Linked DNA regions of Homo sapiens: region 2 is linked to region 1. Evidence: chromatin contacts called from ENCODE Hi-C or POLR2A ChIA-PET data. All regions are on one chromosome and are shown on one strand. Each heading gives the region's core, a stretch centred on a gene start or an enhancer-like site at or near the end of the contact. The rest is flanking DNA. Distances are from core to core; before and after follow the strand shown.

The links. Hi-C counts contacts between places; a loop is a spot of excess contacts on that map. ChIA-PET counts read pairs that join two places held with the same protein, here RNA polymerase II (POLR2A). Pooled maps may share reads with other maps.
Region 2: a loop to region 1 is called in a pooled map, with 2.8 times the contacts of the local background. The contact joins two enhancer-like sites. A Hi-C loop is called at or near these places in 1 of 50 pooled maps. POLR2A ChIA-PET finds 5 or more read pairs at or near these places in 2 of 52 experiments (H1 and WTC11).

The regions. Positions count from the first base shown.
Region 1 is chr16:23,697,091-23,701,609 of GRCh38, forward strand. It overlaps ERN2 (endoplasmic reticulum to nucleus signaling 2), which reads right to left. Exons shown (of 22, transcript NM_033266.4): 12 at 3,869-4,024; 13 at 3,449-3,614. Among named protein-coding and RNA genes, the nearest start is that of ERN2, 14 kb to the right of the region's middle. Within about 2 kb of position 2,206, at least 6 of the 41 ENCODE cell types and tissues checked have a DNase peak (open chromatin) inside an H3K27ac peak, as active enhancers do.
Region 2 is chr16:24,032,279-24,036,903 of GRCh38, forward strand. PRKCB (protein kinase C beta) reads left to right here. Exons shown (of 17, transcript NM_002738.7): 5 at 3,141-3,269. Among named protein-coding and RNA genes, the nearest start is that of MIR1273H, 170 kb to the right of the region's middle. Within about 2 kb of position 2,958, at least 6 of the 41 ENCODE cell types and tissues checked have a DNase peak (open chromatin) inside an H3K27ac peak, as active enhancers do.

The DNA of each region.
Region 1 (4,519 bases), core at 956-3,455:
AGCCTGGGAAGCAGATGTTGCAGTGAGCTGAGATCACGCCACTACATTTCAGCCTGAGTGACACAGCAAGACCCTATCTCAATAATTAATAATAATAATAATAATAATAATAATAATAATAATAAAATCAGCATTAGGGATCAGTGAGAAAACACCAAGTTGCACCTTAGCATTCCTCTGGATTATTTGCTTAGAGTTCATACTCATCTGTCAGTAAGATGCAGGCAGTACCTTTGGTATACACTGGACTTTCTGGAGTAGATGGGCTCAGGCAGGGCCTTGCTGGAAGTACATCACCCACACATAGGAAAAACAGGCAGATCAGAGAGCAGGGACAGAGCTGCTTGAACAAACCCTGCTCATCTGACTGCAGGTGACAGTCACCCTTCTGGGCCCTCTTTGTGTCACTGGCTCTGCTGGACTCAGAGGCTCTTGTGTGTCTGCTCTCAGTACTCTCGGCATGGAGTAAACACTTGCTTAGAGTTTCCTGGATTAGATGTTCAGAAGCACCCTCGAAGAGACAGGCCAGACTTAAGGCCACAAAGGCCTTCAATGCAGATATATGAGCTGGGGAGGCTCAGTCTGCACACACAGATATTTGTTATCACTTTGCTTAGCCTTTTGCATAATTATAATGGAGAGGCAGCAAATGTGGGAGTTTTTGTCGTTGTTGTTGTTGTTTTAGAAACAGGGGCTCACTCTGTCACCCAGGCTAGAGTGCACTGGCGTGATCATAGCTCACTGTAACCTCGAACTCCTGGGCTCAAGCAATCCTCCTGCCTCAGCCCCCCAAGCAGCTGGATTACAGGCATGTGCCTCCATGCCTGGCTAATCTTTTTGTATTTTTAATTTTTGTAGAGATGGGGCTTCACTATGTTGCCCAGGCTGGGCTCAAGCAATCCTCCCACCTAAGCCTCCCAAGCTCAATTCTAAAGTAATCAAAAATCTCGTGTCAGGGAGAAAGGGCATACAGTCAGAATTACCTCTGGAAATCCTGCATACACATGATGGACTTTGCTGCTGCTTCTACACAGGTTGGGGAACACTTACAGTCAGTCACATTCTTTCACAGGTATTTGCCAGGTATTGTTCAAACAGGGGCACCATCCCACAGAAATTAGGGCACTTGCTGGAGCCAGCCACATGCATTTGGACCCCTGAGCTGCCACTTATTAGCTTTGTGAGCCGGGGGTAAGGATGGGAGTTGTCACTAGACCTTTCTGCCTTAGTTTCCTCTTCCATAAAAGGAGAATTCTATAATAACATTCACCTCACAGGAATGTTATCTCATGAGTTAATGCATTCAAAGGATTCAGAACACTGCCTGGTATAGCCTGGTATACAGTAAGCGCTATAGAAATGTTATCCCTGGTTCAGGCTGGATTGCATCCACTTGTTATTGAATACATGATGCAGCCAGAGGTCCTGAGGGAGGCCCAGCCAAGCACATGTAGATGAATTTGTGTAAGTTTTTGTTTTTGTTTTTTGTGGGTTTTTTGTTTTGTTTTGTTTTGAGGTGGAGTCTTGCTCTGTTGCCCAGGCTGGAGTGCAGTGGCGCAATCTTGGCTCATTGCAACCTCTGCCTCTTGGGTTTAAGCAATTCTTGTACCTCAGCCACCCCCCAGTAGCTGGAACTACAGGCACCCACCACCACACCAGACTCATTTTTGTATTTTTAGTAGAGATGTGGTTTCACCATGTTAGCCATGCTGGTCTCGAACCCCTGACCTCAAGTGATCCCCCTGCCTTGGCCTCCCAAAGTGCTGGGATTACAGGCATGAGCCACCGTGCCCAGCCAAATTTATTCAAGTTAAATGAAAGTTGGCTGTGACTCCACTGTAATTTTGTGAACCATAAAATAGTCCATGAGGACTTTGACAAGAATGATCCTGGGGAAAGATGGAGTCCTGGTTGTCCAGGTAAAGATGAGCCAGACTCAACTCGAGTCCGAAGGTCCAGGGAGATGGGCGTTTTGGGGTACAGTGGGGTGAGTATTACTTGGACCCACCCAGGGCCAGTAAAATGACAAAAACTACAACAGCTCAGGGCTCAGGAAATCCTGCTGCAGGGCCCTCTAAAAGAGCTGACCCCTGAGGAAGGGGAGCTGTTTTCCTCTGGGCTAAGGCACAATGACCACAGAGGCGGACATTGCGAACAGCACTGGAGTATCAAGCCAAGTGTGGCATAGACTTCCGCCTGAGAAGGTGACGGCAGGGTGGGGCCAAGGTATGAGGAAGTGGCTTGAGCAGTGACTAGAAGGTGCCAGCACAAGTTCACAAAGACAACCAAAACCATGAGCCAGCCCAGAGCCAATCAAGCAGAAGTAGCCTGGGCTGATTGGTAAAGGCATGCAAGAAGCCCCTGGAACATTCCAGATGCCAGAGGAACCTTGAAAGATTCACAGCTCACTGCAGCCTCGACCTTCTGGACTCAAGCGATCCTCCTGCCTTAGCCTTCTGAGTAGCTGGGACTGCAGGTGCACACCACCACGCCCGGCGAATTGTTTGTATTATTTGTAGAGACAAGGTCTCCCTATGTTGCCCAGGCTGGTCTCGAACTCCTGGCCTTAAGCAATCCCCACCTTGGCCTCTGAAAGTTCTGGGATTACAGGTGTAAGCCACCATGCCCAACCTAAAAGGGCTTTAGTCTTTAGAAGACTAAATTGAGAAAAGATAAGTGTTTAAAAAATAAAAGGTACTAAATTGTACAAAGGTCGTTTACTATTATTGTTTCCAAATATAACATCATTTTAACATGAATATTAATATTACCTAAGTATTATTTAATAATAATGATTGTGACTTCTCATGATGAGATGATGTAATGAACTGGATGTTATTATTCCCATTTGACAAATGAAAAAACTGAGCTCAAAAGAGGTAAACAGAGAGCAGCCTTAGATCTATACCCAGTTTTATCTACACCCAGGTTCCTTGAAAATAATAATACAATAATGAGCTGGGCATGGTGACTCATGCCTGTAATCCCAGCACTTTGGGAGGCTAAGGTGGGAGGATCACTAGAGGACATCAGTTCAAGACCAGCCTGGGTAACATAGCGAGACCCAATCTCTGCAAAACAAAACAAAACTTTAAAACTAGCTGGGCATGGTGGTTTATGCCTGTAGTCACAGCTACTTGAGAGGCTGAGGAGGGAGGATTTCTTGAGCCCAGGAGCTTGAGGCTGCAGTGAGCTATGATTGTGCCACTGTACTCCAGCCTGGGCAACAGAGCAAGATCCTGTCTCCAAAAAAATAATGATGAAAAAATGACAGCAGACACTCCTAGAGTGCTCAATTACGTAGCAGGCTCTACTCAAAACACTCTTCTTAATTCATGTAGACCTAACCACCCCACTATAGTGGCTTTTAATAAACCAGCTTTGCAGCTAAATCTGCCCCTGGCTTTTCTCTGTTCCTGACTGCCCTGTCTTGTTCACACAGGCTCACCTTCAGGGTCGTCGAGTGGCTGGGCTTGCTTTGAGGGACTCTGAAGCCTCTTCTGGCTCCTCCGGCTGGCCCCCGAGTGCAGGGACTGGGCATCCTGGGAGATGTGAGCAAAGTCTGCAGGTGCCAGGGGGGTCTCCTGCTGCTTCTCCACCACCTGCGGCTGTTGCTGTAACATGAGAGCCTAAGAGAGCTTTGTCCTGGCCACGCCCTGCCCCGTGATGGGCCCAGTATCTGTGACTGAGATGGCCTCACCAGACTGCATGAACTTACAGAGCAAGATCGCAGGGGCCTGGGGAGCTGCTGGGAGGGAGGCAGGGGGCAAAATCAGAGCTGGGTAGAGGGAGAGAGTTGCTGAGTGGTCTCAGAGAGGAGAAGCAGCGTTCTCCCCAGATAGACCTGAGGTCAGGGCGGTGGGCCTACCTGCCTCATCACAAAGAGAATCCACCCTCCCAGGAGGACAGCAGTGAGGCTAGCTGCCAGCAGGTCTTGGGGTCCCAGCCCCAAGTAAGAGTCTGGAGTTTTTTCTTCTGGATGCAGCTCGGAGTCCCAAAGTTTCTCTCGGCTCAGGCTCAATAGCTGGGGATAAAGGGCCCTTCACTTTTAGCACCCCCTTCCACCAGGGAACCCCTAACTTTTCTTCATCACCCAGCACAGAGCTGGGCTTAGCTGAAGGGGCAGTGAGTGGTCTGTGTATGGTGGGAAACGTGGCACTCTCCACAGTGCTGAAACATCATGTTGCCCAGAAGAACGGTTTTCTAAACCTACCCAATGACCAGCATTTCATGGGATGTCACTAAAAAATACAGGTACTCTTGGAATGTCACTAAAAATATAGATGTCCACCTCCAGAGATCCTAAACGCGTTAGCGCTGGAGTGGGCTCCCAGGTGATTCTGATGAGCAACCGGATTTGAGAATTATTGCTCTAGGCCATGGCTGTTCCTTCTAACCTTGAGCTACTTACTAGTGATTTTGGTCCAAACCTCTCCCAGGAGCACATGCTTTTATAGTTTTTGTTTTCAATGAATATTTTACAATTTTTACGCTGAAGAAGAATAAAGAAAATGTGACC
Region 2 (4,625 bases), core at 1,708-4,207, 340 kb after region 1:
TGATGGCAGAAGCAATGGGAAGGGCTGCTTCCACTTGGTTTGGGGTCCAGGTCTGCCATACATTCCCCCCTGTCCTCGTTGGGGCTGGTGTACCAGTTATCTGTTGCTGCATAATGATCCTCCCACCCCAAAACACTGTGACTGAAGACAATAAACATTTTTTTAGCTCATGACTCTGCAAGGCAGTTCTTTGAATCTGGGCTGGCCTCAGCTGATGTCACGCATGTTCATAAAGCATGAACTCATGGTTCATGGTGGATTAGCAGATGGAGGTGGGCTGGGAGCTGTCTGGGCCATGGTGGCCTCACCCACATGTCCTGGAGGATGGCTGGCTGTCATCTGGGTGATGGTGATGACCAGGCCACGTGTCTTTCCTCCTCAGTGGGCTAGGCTACCTAGCCTCCGTGCATGCACGGAGGTCACAGGGTCCTGAGTTTCTTAGGAGGGCAAGTCCCATTGGCAGCCACACTTCAAGTCTCTACTTGTGTCTTTTGCTCCTGATCCACTGGTCAAAGCAAGTGGCATGTGAGATGCACAGTCACAGTGTGGGAAGGGGCAGTCCATGGCTGTTGACACCCAGAGGCATGAACAAATCATGGGCATTTCTGCAGCCATGCACCACCACTGTTTTCAGCATTGAGATGTGGGGCTGATGCATTCTTTGCATGGAGAAGACCTGTGGCCCTGCAGCACCCACAGGTTTGTGCTGGAGGAGGAAAGAGCATCATTCTCTGGCCAGGATGTGGTAGGAAAGGCAGGTGGGGTAGGACTCCTCTTTATGAGGCCAAGGCCCGGATGGCCTGTGGGGCAGGGGAGCAGACAGGCTTTGAGAGCTATGGCCACAAAGCTACAGGGACACTGGAGGTGCTGGTGGCTCCCACAGACCTGTTGGTCTGCAGCAGGCTGGGTGTCATGAGGCTAGTGGTACTGCTCTCCCAAGGGTCCTGAGGCCCAGAGGACAGAGGGAGAAAGTCATAGGGCAGAGAGTGACAGAGAGGACTGTGAGGGTGAATAAGGGTGGTAGGGAGCAAGACAGACAGCAAGAAACACACATGCATAGACAGACACAGATGCAGGGGAAAGATGGACACATGCAACCCTAACACAGGGAGGAATGTGGGGCGTGGAAGCTACAGAGAGACTCAGCTAGAGAGAGACTCAGGCAAAAGGAGGGACAGGCAGACACACAGACCAACAGATAAGCCAGGTGCAGTGGTTCACTCCTGTAATCCCAACACTTTGGGAGGCTGAGGCGGGTGGATCACCTAAGGTCAGGAGTTTGAGACCAGCTTGGCCAACGTGGCAAAACCCAATCTCTACTAAAAATACAAAAATTAGCCAGTCAAGGTGGTGGGTACTTGTAATCCCAGCTACTTGGGAGGCTGAGGCAGGAAAATCACTTGAACCCAGGAAGCAGAGGTTGCAGTGAGCTGAGATCACACTACTGCACTCCAGCCTGGGTGACAGAGTGAGACTCTCAAAGAAGAAGAAGAAGAAAAGATAAAATGATTGGCATGGACACAGAGAGAGACGCCATTACACAGGCTCATGCAGAGGTATAGAGATGGAAAGACCAGAGACAGAGACAGAAGCACACATGGAGAGCCACAGAGAGACACGGAGGAGAGAGGCAGAGAGACACAGTTGGAGAAAGGGAGAGACAAAGAGGCCAGAGACAAGTGCAGAGAGTGGAACAGACCGATTCACAGACACGGCCAAGGCAGTGAGCCACGTGCAGAAGTGGGACAGCAGAGACAAGAGACATGCAGCAACGTGGAAACAGAGAGACAGACACAGAAACATGGCAAGAGCCACAGGGGGACAGTGAGGTTGGAGCCTTCTGCCTGCAGGACACCAGCTCCTCTTACCACACATGGGGCCCTAATATAGGGACAATGTCCCTGCCTCAGAGACAGTGGTGGGTGGGAGCTCAGGCTGGTGCTCAGGTCCCAGAGGGCTCTCCCTTCCCTCCCCACAACTCATTTCTAGTTTTTGTAATAGGCCTGCTGCCTCCTGGGACTTGGGTGGTCTGAGAAGGGTCCCTTGCCCCCAGATCCCTTGAAATAGGGGCCCATGGGGTGACTTGGCCTCTCCTTCTGGCTTCTCCAACTGGAACTAGCGTCCCCCTGGAGAATCCTGGGTGCCTGGCACACCTTCCTGGAGTGGGGCATTATTGCTCAAGACCTAGAAGAAATCACCCACCACATTGAAATAGACACAGATACTCTACGGAGGAGTGCGCAGAGGGAGTGGATATCCTATAACATGAGAGATGGCCGAAGGCCAAATTCAGTGTATAGGCACATTTTATCCACCCTGCCCTGGCTCTAAATCTTTTTCCTTGTAATTAATTATGGTGGACACTATGGCCAGCCCAGACCCCCTCTTCATGGTCCCACCCCATCCCCTAGCTGTGGTTCACAGCAGTGCCCCATCCTGCATAATTGCCCAAGATAATGCCTCTTCCAGGGAGACCAGATGATTGTGGTGCCCAGCCCTCTTGTCTCAGTTTGGAACAACTCTGAAGGGTCATCTCAGCTCTGGGCTCCCCCTAACATCAGCTTTGATTGCATCCACGTGGCAAACGAACTTCTCCCCACAAGAGCACTCCCCAAAAACCTTGTGCTCAAAACTCCCCGTCTCAGACTCTTTCCAGGGAGCCCAACCTATTAGCTGTTAATATTTAAAAATCAGAGCTGTCACGTACACATCGAGATTCCTGCATACGTTGAGAAATGGGGAATGTTTTTGCTCTGTTTCCCACTTGGCTTGGCCAAGTCCCTGCCACCCCCTTAGCTTTCCTCACTCATGTGACCAGCCAGCCTGTGAGCATTGAAGTTGGTGACTCTGGCTTCAGAGCCTTAAGGGGTGTGGGGTGTGCTTGCTTCAGACTGCACCCTTGGCTGTGGGTGGGGAACAGACAAGTTCTACCTCCTTTGCCCATCAGGGTTCAGGGGGAAGAGTTGGAAAAGCCCTTCTGATGAGATCCTGGCAGGCAAGTTGGTCTCAGCCAGGCTCGTGTGTCTCAGCTGTCTCAAAGGAGGGAAACAGGAAGGGCTCAGCGGTCTTGGGTGGGGCAGATGTCTGCAGCCCCCAGCCTGGGCCAGCCTAAGCCACATCCCCTCTCTCTGCCCTCACAGCCTGCATGATGAATGTGCACAAGCGCTGCGTGATGAATGTTCCCAGCCTGTGTGGCACGGACCACACGGAGCGCCGCGGCCGCATCTACATCCAGGCCCACATCGACAGGGACGTCCTCATTGTCCTCGGTAGGTGGCCCTGGGGCTCCACTGGCTCCTGACCTTGCTTGACCTGTGTGATTGAGAAGGGGAGGGTGGCGGAGGGGTGGGGCAGTCCAGTGGAGGGGTGGGGCAGTCCAGGGACGGGGAGGGGGTGTGGCACTGCTTCTGCCCCATGCCCTGCCCATGACAGCCCCTCCCTGCAGCAGGGGGATCTTTAGAAACTGTACACCCTCAAAGCTTCGTCCATCAGCACCCCAGGCTGACTTGGGTTCAGAGAGGAGACGTCTGAGTTCCTTGGACTTCTAACTTCCTCAGGATCCTCCACTTCCCTTCTCTCCTTCTCATTTCCCACTCTTTTTTAGTAATCTTTTGGGATGGGTAGTTGCATTTCCTTTACTCAGATAGCAGAGAAGGGAAGCTTGCTTCTTCCGCAAACTTTTCCAGCAGGAAAAATGGAGTCTTGATGATAAACCCCAGATTTGGAGAATATAATATCTTGGGAAGGAGGAGGGTTGGAGGGTGCAATTCAGGGGCTTTCCACATATTTGAAATATTTCTTTCTTGAACCTGATGGTGGCTATGCTGTAATTTTATTATTCTCTATATTTTCTGCATGTCTAAAATATTTCATGATAATTAGAAAGCAGGATGGTACAGTCTCCTGGGAGATGCAGTGAGAGGAGGAGCTGCTGGTGGTGGTGGTGGTGGTGGTGGTGGGGCTGTCACTCATGTATCCCAGCATTCAAGACATACCTGGCTCTGATATGGGAAGTTCAAGCAAAATTGGAACTCAGCAGCACTGGCTTGAGGAATACTCAGCCATAAGCCCCGGTATAACCAGCACTGAGCTGGCTGGGAGTGGAGCTAAAACTTTGCAGGAATTTCTTCTCAAAGGCTAGTGACAAACTACTGTGGACTTTATATATCTAATGAATATAAATAAGGGTTTATGAGTTGGTAACTCAGGAAATTGATCATGGAAGAGATTAATTTTGCAAAAATTAGTGTTTCTGAGGCCTCAGACTGGTTCAGTAGCTCTGATGCATTGAGCCCTGGGTTGCGGAGGGGCTTTACGTAGATTGTGTAAAAGCTGAAAAATACTTATCCCTGTACAATATAATTCTTTTAAACTTGAGATTTCGTGAAGCCCAGTGAGATTTTAGAAAATGTGCAATCCATTGCATTATGTTTTCCTCCAAGTGGTCGCCTGCCTCCCAGTGTGATGCTTGGGGGCCCCAGGGGAAATCCCGCAGTTTCAGGTTCAAGGGAAGCCAGTTTTCCCCACTGATTGAGGTTCCCGATGCTGGTGAGACAAATATGAGACTCTGCTTCCCTCTGGTGTCATTCTGTGGGAAATACACTCGTTCCAAAGCATGACTGCGG